Linked DNA regions of Homo sapiens: region 1 is linked to region 2. A link is a loop called in an ENCODE intact Hi-C map of the cell type or tissue named here. Cell type or tissue: heart left ventricle. All regions are shown on one strand. Each heading gives the region's core, and the rest is flanking DNA. Links, peaks and the distances in the headings are about the cores only.

Region 1 (5,387 bases), core at 297-5,296, 110 kb after region 2:
TGCAAGTTTCTGATTTCAAATACAAGTTTATAACTCGAATCAAAGCTAAATTTATATTCTCTGTACACATTATCATTCAGTTCTATTATTGTCATGCAACCTCCTCTTTAGGAAAACCACTGGACCCTAAAATAGAATGTTCAGAAACATGCAAATGAAAACAGCTTAAGCTCTCAGACTTTGGCAGTGTTACTTGAGTTTTACTGTGGCCTCAGAAGGGACAATCATAATATTTTTCTGGCTGTCTTGTCTTGATTTATAATTTGAATCTCCATAAATGATAATAGAGAGGGCAATTATCAAAGAAATGGGAAGGGCAATTATCATTAAATTGAAAACACATCACACATCCAACAGGATGAATGACTGAGCTAAAAACAGATTTTGTGGATCTTGCAACTGCTCCAAAAGAACTTAATGGAAGCAACTTCATCTCCCCACCTCCTCCAATTAACCAGATGACTTTGGATCTGTTTTTCTTTTTTTTCCTGGGATGATAACACAAGGCCTGTTAATCTAATCTGCCTGAAGACTGACACTACTTAGGACATGTAAATTTATGAGACTAAACCAGTTGCTGTTTGCCTAGTGTAAAAAAAAGCTTTCCTTTTTTTTGTAAAAACAGTAGAGAAAAATTAGTTCTCTTGTTTGTACATTTGTGATTCCAGGAGACTGCAGACACCCGTCTCATCTGTTCTTAACCTTCATGATGAATCTTTTTAAGTGAGGCAGCAACAGCGATTTTGTTCATGAGGTTAAATAATAGACTGGATAGTGAAATTCCCCTAAAAGACTTTTGCCTTGGTTGGATAAATTGAACAAATTATAATCCAGACTGTAGGGATTAGTTATCATTACTACAAATATGAAAGAAAAAGGTAAATGTTTATGAACACATTTTGTTGAGAATTCTTGCCATCTGGATTTACTATCGTAAGGAGTGGAATTATAGACATTCTCTGAAAGGGGTAAGGTGTGGAAAGAAGAAAGGAAAACTCCAAATCACTTTTGTCAGCACTTCTGTATAGGAAAAATAGCTATGGCATGAATGCCAATACGGTATCTGATTAAGAGATGAAGCCCTATATAATTGGATCCAATCAGGTCCTGATAGGTGACAACAAGAGTTTCTCCTTTTCACATAAGTGAGGTTCACTGAGCAGACCAGTCCCTGGCATACTGATCTTCCTAAAATGGATCATGGATCATAAAGGAACTAGAAGTGGAAGGATGGAAAGGCTCAGATAAATTTATTTTATATTGATTTCATCTGGGCCTCTGCTTTCCCCATATTGGTTCTTTATGCAGGCTATCACCTTCTATTGATTAATACATAACCAGACTAGGCTTGTTTACTTGGGAACAAAGAGCCATAAAGTGATCCCAGCACTCATGGCTATACGCTTAGTCACAGAGCCCAGACATTATGGTCATGGACAAAAAAGCGAGGAAAAAAAATAGTTCAAATGAAAGAAGGAAAGAAAACTAATATTTACTAACCACCTTTTGTCAGGTATGTTAGATAGATGTTATTTGAGTGTTGCCACCTATCTGGTATCAAACCCGTCAGTGAGTCCTATATTTGTAAGTCCCCTCTAGAACAAATTTTACCATGCTCTACCGTGATGTCGTCGGCAAGTACGTTCTCCTTCACTTTGGAGGACCGAGCCGTGTCTGCCCTGTGCTTCTTTGGTGTTTTGCTGATTGGAGAATTGAATATATGTTATACTGTCTACCTGACAGCAATATGCAACTTCAGTGCTGAATACTTTCCTTTTGAAGATGTATGATTCTTTTTTATTTTTTTGAGATGGAGTTTCGCTCTTATTGCCCAGGTTAAAGTGCAATGGCGTGATCTCGGCTCACCGCAACATCTGCCTCCCAGATTCAAGTGATTCTCCTGCCTCAGCCTCCCGAGTAGCTGGGATTACAGCATCCACCACCACGCCCGGCTAATTTTGTATTTTTAGTAGAGATGGGGTTTCTCCATGTTGGTCAGGCTGGTCTCAAACTCCCGACCTCAGGTGATCCACCTGCCTCAGACTCCCAAAGTGCTGGGATTACAGGCATGAGCCACCGCACCCTGTCTGAAGATGTATGATTTTTTATTCATCATTCTTTTTTCTAGCTTCCATCTTTCCCAGGTTCCAGAGAAATGTTTCAGTGTAAGAAATATTATTCAACAGTTTTTGCAAAGCAAGGAAACAGACAAAATTTCTGTTCAATGTATCCACTATGAATTTATATAAATATGTGTGTCTACCTACAAATTAACCATCTTGAATTAAATATATATAGTCCCGATGTTTTGAAGAAATGGATTGTTATATTTATTAGTTCATCTTGGCCTATAAGTTTATTTAAAAATACTAAGCACTCTAAAGAACAAAAAGTGGTTTCCCTTTTAAAATTTCTCAAAGTTCCAAGTGTTTTGAATTCATTGAACTCTCGACAATCAGCATCTGGTTGATTAAGTAATTTACATTTGGACATCCTCACAGAGAGATTGGAGGTGGGGGAATTCCCCTTGAATTCTGGGAAGTTGTTCTTTGGACATGATGTTTATTTCCTCTGATGTCACAGTTTCTCTTGATAAATGTAAACATTTATTTTTAACATGGTTGTTAAAACTTAGTGAATATTCAGTTCCAGTTCTTTTGTCAGTTGCTGGTGAAGCAGAAAGGTCAGTTTATGGGTCATTATACTCACAGATTGAATGTTGAGTTATTAAAAAGTAAATGTAATTTTATTTTAATATTTTTTAATGTGTTTGGAAACATAAGTGGAGTTTTTGAAAAACAGAAACTGTAAAGCTGTCTAACTTAATATAGAGTATAAGTAAAATAAAATTCATGTCAATAAAGTTTACCTATTATTAATACTTTCAGGGACTGGTACATTTTTATTAATTGTGTCCAGTACTTTTGTTGAAACCCTTTGTCAGCTGTATTTAATTCTCACAGGAGTCCCTTGCAGTGTGCCTTGTTGCCTGATTTCACAGATTTTACAACTCAGAGAAGTTAAAAAACTTTTCATGTCACACAGCAAGCAAACAGCGGAGCAGTGACTTAAGCCCAGTCTTGTCAGATTTGAAGGCCTGTGAATGACCACCTGCAGCTTCCCAATTTTGGTTGCAAGGTAGGCCTGGTAATATATTTTGTGCTTCCCCAGACAGCTGCAGTTAAAACTGCTTCATATGAGAGATGATACTCATTCTAATTTTTAATATATTTAAATAAATCATAATGTCAACCTCCCTGTTTGTAATCCTCCCTCACTCCCAATTTCTACAACCAAACATCCAAGATGTTTATTTCCTACAGTTTTGTATTCACTGGGTTCATTCACTTATTCACTAGTTCACTCATTAATTCAACACATATTTATGGTACCCTCATCAAGCACCAGACACTCTTCTAGGCCCTAGAAGAGCAGTTCCTATGGTAATGAAGTTTACATTTGGGTAGGAGAGAGAGACAATAAACACATACCGAGAGACAAATATAAAAAACAAGCAAAGTTGGATGGTGATAAATGCAGTGAAGAAACATAAAATAGAATAAGTACCCAGAAAATAATAAGTAACTTTCATTGAAAATACATTACATGTGTGACACATTGGTCTGAGTACATTACAAAGATTAATTTGCTTAATTCTCACAAAACTCTATGTGGTTAATACTGTATTTGTGGTAGATCAGGGATGGTATCAAATTATTTACTACTCCTCTAATTGAGATTGAGATGTGGAGTCTAATTCCTCTCCCTTTGAATCTGAGCTGGACTTATTGACTTGCTTGATGCATAGAGTGGGGCAGAAGAGATAGCATACTAGGTCCTGGCTTAGCCTTTAAATGAACTGGCAACATTGCCTTGTTCTTTTGGAACCCTGAGCTTCCACTAAAAAGTCAGACTAAGGCTTCCATGCTGTGGGAAAGCTCAGGCAACATGGAGAGGCCAGGTGTCAACAGAGTCCCAACACAGCTTCTAGCCTACAACCAGCATGTGAATGAATCATATTGTGGGGCCAGTCCCCTGAAGCCTTTACATGACTTCAGTTCCTGCTGCTATCTGACTGCTCCGGAATTATGAACCCTGAGTGAGGACAACCCAACAGAGTCCAGTCAATCCACGGAAAAGTGAGAGATAATAAGACATACTTCTTTCAAGCCATTAAATTTCAGGGTGCTTTATTATGCAGCAAAGAATAATTGGAACAATTATAATTTTCCTTTTACAAATGAGAAAACCAAGGGAAAGAAGGGTTAAATAATTTCCTTGCCGAAGGGTAGAATCTGAATTCAACCCAGACAGGCTGTCCTGCAAGCACCATTTTAAACTCTCCCCAAAACAGCCTAACCCTAGAGTAAGATCAGCTTTCACAGGGTGCTCCTGACTAAACTTGGCAGTTGCTGACTAGTTCACATTTTATGTTCTTCATTGAATCACAGTGGTTAAAACTCAGGGCACACTTCTCTTGGAATATAATCGCTTTCTCAAAGGGACCTTGAGGTGTCCTTGGACCTGAAGTATTATGTTGTCTATGACCTTTTGTGGATTGGAATCTTAAGAAAAATAAGGAGGACATGGAGGAGATTGACCTGCACTAATCTATAATCCTTTCATTGTGTTGTAAAATTATGAGAATTATTCAAGTAAAATAGGAAATCACATGACATTTTGATTAAATAAAAGAAAAAGAGTACAAAGTAATTCTCTTAAATTAAGAGCAAATAATTGTAACAAAATCAAATTTCTTGGCATACAAATATGTTACATCCCTTGTCTAAGGCAGATAATTTATATTGGGATGGGAAAGGAGTGACCGGATGTCTGTAGCCTGATAGCATTAAACAGTAAGTTGTTCAGCCAGATGTTCCTTCCTTAGCAAGGAAGGACACATAACTACAGGGTACCAGGCAAGCCCAAGGTACATATTTCCACAGACACTTTTTCCTCAGGGTATTTACAGTTCAGTTTAGCTCTTTCCACATTGAAACTCTGTATACACAACCATAGAACGGCCCATGATTGTACAAAGGAAAGACGTTTATAGATGCTGCACATTCCCCATGCCGCCCCAAGCCTTCCAAGGGAAGCTCCTGGTACTCTTGAAACTTTCCTGTCAGATGATTATACAATCCAGTGCCTTTTCCAAGCAGGAAATATGATGTTCCAACGACAGCTTGACCTCCTGTCTGAAAATGGGCTGGGGAGGGGAGCGGCGCCGAGGAGGGGGGCAGGAAGATGAAACAGGCATGGTCTCAGTATACTTAATTCATAGACCCAATCACAAACAAAAACAAGTTAATTTTGTTAAGAACTCATAATAACATTTCACTTATGACAAAATCCCAATCATTTATTCTCCTCTGGAGTACTTCTTA
Region 2 (5,387 bases), core at 264-5,263:
AGTCCTAGATGGAAGATGAGAACAAAAACTCAGGGAACAGGAAAGTGATTCCTTACCTCCATTGTAATATCTCACAAGCAGTTCCCACTAATACATTTCAGTTAATCCGGGGAGTATTTCAATTCATGGGATCTATTTTCCATAAGTTTTCCAAATGGACATTCTTAAAAGAACAACTTACAGTTTGATTGATTGATTGATGTGCTAGAAGAACTAAAATTTTAAAAAGCTATATGTTTCAGAAGTATTTTAAAGGAGGTAGTCATACTCAAAGATATTTGAAATGCAGAGGCTGTTCATTCACACCTAGATCTTAATTTCCTATTTTTTTCAACTCAGACCCAGCATTCTTTAGACATTATAGGCAGACTATACACTTATGATGTATACATAAGTGCACATAATCACAGCATTTGGTTGTAACAAACTAGTTTTACTAAAATGGAAGATTTAATAGATGAAATGAGGAAATATGTCAATGTAATAGCATATTAGATTTTGCAAATGAGCTATTCCTAAGGCAACATGCATTGCTTTGCTTTTATATTTCCACAATCATTTGTTCACTTGACAGCTAACATTCAGAATCCATCTTTGATCTTGGAGGACTTGTACAAATCAAAGTATAATAAATCCTTACACTTGGGGACTCAAGGTGACACTCGACAAAAGCTGTCTTCTGAAAGAGTCCTTGGCCTGTTGGATACACAGATCTTCCTCAAGACCTGGTGTCAGGGCTAGTCTTTAGCAGACTTGAAAAGAGGAAAAACCTGTCCTTAGGGCTTTCAACATTACTGTGTGCCCCATTTCCTATCAAGCATCTGGGACCCAAAAATTCTAGTTTCCACCTATTGAGGATTTATTATGTGACACACACTTACATGTATTATTTCTGATCCTTACATCAACTTGCAGGATCAGAATTTCATCCTCATTGCATAGAAAATGAAGCTCAATGAGTCTCAGTACATCTTCTAAGAGGCAGAGCTGGGTTTCAACCTTGGGTCTGACTTCAAAGCCCCTCCTGAAGCCCATGACATCATCATGTCTCAGCCTGAGGCTTCCCTGTGGAGTTCACACCCAAACTTGTTCTTCCTGTTTTGACTCTAGATTCCCTTCCTGGAGCTTTGGCTTGGGACACTAATCATCTGAATATAGGCAGTAATGAATTTTTTTTTTTTTTTCTGTAAAGAGGGTAGAACGGAAAGCATATATGCTCCCACCTCTTCTATTGGCTTTTATTACAAATTCTATTTACTTTCTGATAGGGATACTTTGGAAATGATACCTTTACCCAGAGGAATTGTAACAGGATAAATCTCGAACAGCATGGCATATTGTTGATCAGGCAGACGACAGGACTGCCAACTCGGCGTGCTGCTAACATTAGCCATTTGTGTTGTGAAAACTCCTGTTAGCTTCTTAGAGCTACAAAGCCTGTGATGAGAAATTGTCTTTATTTTGCTTTGTGAATATCTGCCATTTGATTTTTACTTTCCAACATAAACTGACACCTCTTGGGCTTGTAACAGAATTTTTCCACTGTGAATAAGTCCCCGAAAGCACTCTGGGTTGGTAGAACAGCCCGATGTTCTGTTAAAAATCACTGGAAATTAATTTCTATTAAAGACCTAGCTTTGAAATTTACTGTGTTACTTTGGGAAAGCCACATCACCTCTCTACACCTTCAGCTATAAAATGGCTGTCATGAGGATCAAATGAGATTCTAGCTTTACAAAAGGCTTTGCAAATTGTTAAGAATTATACAAAAGTAAGGGCATTTCTGGGCATCATTTTGAATCCTATTCATTCCTTCCTGAGAAACAATCTTGCAATATAAGGCATTGACTGGCATCTTCCATCTGTGCTATCCTACCCTATGATACTCCTTGGATTTTCCCCTTAATTTACCTCTGCTCTGCCAATAATCAATATGGCAGGAGTTTCAAACATTTTCTCCTTGGATTTCCTAATTCAGACCAATGGCAAATCCTGAAGTTATTAGGTATCAAGGGCTCATTTATCAAATCCTTACAAAGAAGCTTTTCTTTTTGTAATTTTTTCCCTTTTCTATCTTAGCAGGTTATCTTTTGTAATCACTGATTACTGTGATTACTGTCTACTTGGGATAGAAGGCAGGGATTAACAGAACCATGTGAGGAAAGTTGAATGAAGATACCTCTCTCACTCATCCTTTCTTCCCATTTGCTTCTCACTTGGGGTAACAGGTACCTCTCATGCCCATTAGTCTGATTCTTTCTCTAAAAAGTACCTTAGTGCCCTCTACAGGTTGTGTGAATTTCTCATCCCGTGATCTTGTTTACATGTTATGCTTTCTCCCTTAGCTCTCTCCTAAAACCACTGGTGGCTAGGTTCTTCTCAATGGTGCCAGATTCCAGGAGGATTGCTTATTTATAGTATTCTCTGAAATGTATTTATCTAATGAGAGTATTGAAGAATATGGTGACTTCAATCTTGTGTGCAATTTGAGGGAGAGAATTGATCCCAACTATTTGGCATGTCAGTAGTTACTAGGAGACCATTTGCAGGTGATAAGCTACAGAAGACATCTGCAGGTGAGAAATCTGAAACTGAAAAAGGTCAAGTAACTTTGTAAGGCTTCCAAAACTATTTTGTGGTTGCAGAGCCAGAATCTAGGTCTCCCAGCATTTATTCGAGCATTCTTCCTTTCCTTTGTTTTGAATAGTTTCTTTTCCATATTTTCAAAAGTTTCTGTTTTGTCCTCCTGTTGTGTATCTCAAAACCTACCCCAAGGAGTTACAAACGTCATCCATTTGGCTTCAGTAGGTAACTGATGGATTAGGTCTTCCAGCATGTCAAAAGGATCTGCTTGGTAATACTAATCCAATTTGTAACCACATCCTGGTGCCGTTGCAAATGTCTCAGAGGTCAAAAGTAAAATTTAGTGAGAACTAGAAAGTGCAGCAAACATGGGAGAGGGCTCATTTCTTGATTTACTTGAAAGTTGCCTAAAGCAAAGCACTCCAACATACAACCTTGTAATGAGCTTTGGACTGCAAGGCAGAAATCTGTTGGCTTTTTCTAGCCTTCAAGACCTGGAAATTCTTGAACACCTTCTCAACCTTCTGTTTTTTGAAATGTCACTCACTCATTCCCAAATTAGTTGACATCATCAGCCTGGAGTTTATCTTGCTCACTCCAAGTGCAGAATGTCCACTGACTCAAATCCTTAATCATTCAAGAATTTGGGACTCACGAAAGTTTTTCTTCTTTGAGATTATTTAGAGATTTGGAATACAATTTGGATGAAAACAATGCTACATTTTAACCTGAATCCTTGGGGAAAAATAAAAACCTTGGAATACAATTATGTCCTGTAGATCAAAATTGAGAGTGAAAATACCTAGATACAAGTTCTGAGAGGATAACCCAAAGAGGACTTTGTGAAACTACTTAAAAATGGCAAGTCAACCACAAATCTATATTTGTTCAGCTTTTGGATTTCCTCTTGCTAAGTAATTTTAAAGCTACTTAACAGTATTTAATTGACATTTAACTCACTATTCTACTTGCTTCAAGTTTTTCATACTGAAGCGCTCACAATTATAACTTGCATATGAAAAATTACCTTAGCCTGATTTCCAAATGGCTGAAGAGTTTGATGTAATTTCTACTAGAATTCTGTAATATTGATGCAGCAGATGCTGGAGCAGCATTTTTCAGCTGTCAATTATGACCCTTTAGTAGGTCATGAAATCAATTTAGTTGATTGTGATTAGCATTAAAAAGAGTAAAAAAAGAAAGGAAGAGAATTGCACAGAACATAAGAAATTGAGTGCAAGTTAAGTATTGTTATGTGAAACTCTTTCTTCAGTTACGTGTGTAGTTGGATTGGGACATAAATTATATTTCTTGTGTGGGCTGTAGTCAAACTGAGAAACACTATTTTAGACTGCAGTGGGTAAGAGAAAGAACTCCTTCCCAGCTGTGTGAATCATTCTGAGACTTGATTTTCTACGCTGAAAATGTGTGTAATAAGACTTTCATAACAGGGTTGTTGTAAGAATTAAGTAAAACATAAAATAACATTGATGCACAGTATCTGACATAGTAAGAAGCTAATATTGTTATTTTGGTGGGAGTTATAATGAGAATTATTTGAAATCGTTTGAGATAGTAAATTAAAGCACTGACACTTATCCCTTAAATCAAGTTCCCTTGTTGCAAACTTCTACCTCCCAAGCACATAGCCCCTGGGAGGGAGAAGCTGGGAATTCCCAAGATTAGAACAAAGAAGCCATTGATCAGTTTTGAATCTCAAAAGCTGGCTCCTTTGACTTCTTTGCCAAGACAATAGTCATGAAATTTGGATTGTAAGAAAGAAAAAGATTTTCTAAATTCCTTTATTTCTTCTTTAACTATTGAGAAGCCGCCAGACAAATAATACTCGAGAGTCTTAAATGAAATAACAACAATACTAGCGAGTCTTAAATGAAAGTGAGGAAGAAGTCGGGAAATGCCTGGCTCCTCAGTTCCCACTGGATTCTTGGTAGAAGACAGAGAAATAGGAGAACATTGCTCCAGCTTCTCCAGTTTTCACCAATTCCTGGTGGTGGGGGTTGAGTGAGGGAAGGGTATAGAGATGTTCTAGAGAATTTGAGGGGAATGGTGAGGGGAAAGGGCCTTCTGCTCCTTCAAGAGGATGAGAAGCTATCGCTTTACAGGTTCCTTCTGCTTAACTACTGGGGGTTTTACATAAAATTAAATTCAGTGGTTTACTGTGGTTTTGTATAGAAAGATCTGAGTTTAACCCCTCAGAGTCTCCCTCAGCTCTTGCATGGTATGGTAGCTTTTCTGAGTGTCCTGTGAAACGAACCAGGGGCATCTGGCTGAAAGTAGGTGAAGGTCTTGCCTGGCAACTTTGCCAAAGCAGGTGGTCTAAAGAAAATGAAGCCATTCACGGTAGATAAAGATCCAGTTGGGAATCATTATTTTCAGCAAAAGTGGAGATGGGGGCTTGATCAACAAGGGGAGATGGCTATTGGGGCCCTGAAACACTGTAAGAATTGAGTGAACAAAACATGAATGAATATCACTAAAGGCAGTTTCTTGCAATGGAGGCTTCAGAATGCCTTGGGGATGGACAAGTCCCTCCTGAGATGACCACCTCTGGGAGAAGACCAGGCCGGGAGGACTTAGAGGACACCTCTTCAACTCCAGGACTCCACCTCCCCTAAGATTATGTGTACCTCACTCATTTCACATAATCCATGTAAATCCAGGTGGAGAGGCCGGAAATCTGACAAGTATTTCTCTTACTTGTTGAAGCACAAACTAAGTTACATAAAGAGATGGGTTGAATTGCCTAATAAGATTGAATCAACAATGTAACAGAAATAACTTTT

The links. A loop is a pair of places that touch in the nucleus more often than their neighbours do. Peaks named below come from ENCODE experiments on the same cell type or tissue, not always from the same donor. Only the 100,000 strongest peaks of a DNase experiment are listed, where the experiment ranks them.
Region 1: a loop joins it to region 2, with 2.5 times the contacts of the local background. A loop is called at or near these places in 3 of 110 quality-filtered maps.

Annotation. Positions count from the first base shown.
Region 1 is chr1:81,432,516-81,437,902 of GRCh38, reverse strand. It overlaps a transcript of ADGRL2 not described here. Among named protein-coding and RNA genes, the nearest start is that of ADGRL2, 370 kb to the left of the region's middle. In heart left ventricle, for the core only: no CTCF peak of the experiment used is centred there; no DNase peak of the experiment used is centred there; H3K27ac peaks cover 2,860 bases.
Region 2 is chr1:81,546,624-81,552,010 of GRCh38, reverse strand. The region is part of intron 1 of LOC101927434 (a long non-coding RNA gene); the gene reads left to right. It also overlaps a transcript of ADGRL2 not described here. Among named protein-coding and RNA genes, the nearest start is that of ADGRL2, 250 kb to the left of the region's middle. RefSeq lists a silencer at 2,195-2,354 and an enhancer at 3,898-4,677. In heart left ventricle, for the core only: a CTCF peak has its summit at 2,305 (motif pointing left); no DNase peak of the experiment used is centred there; H3K4me3 peaks cover 643 bases; H3K27ac peaks cover 384 bases.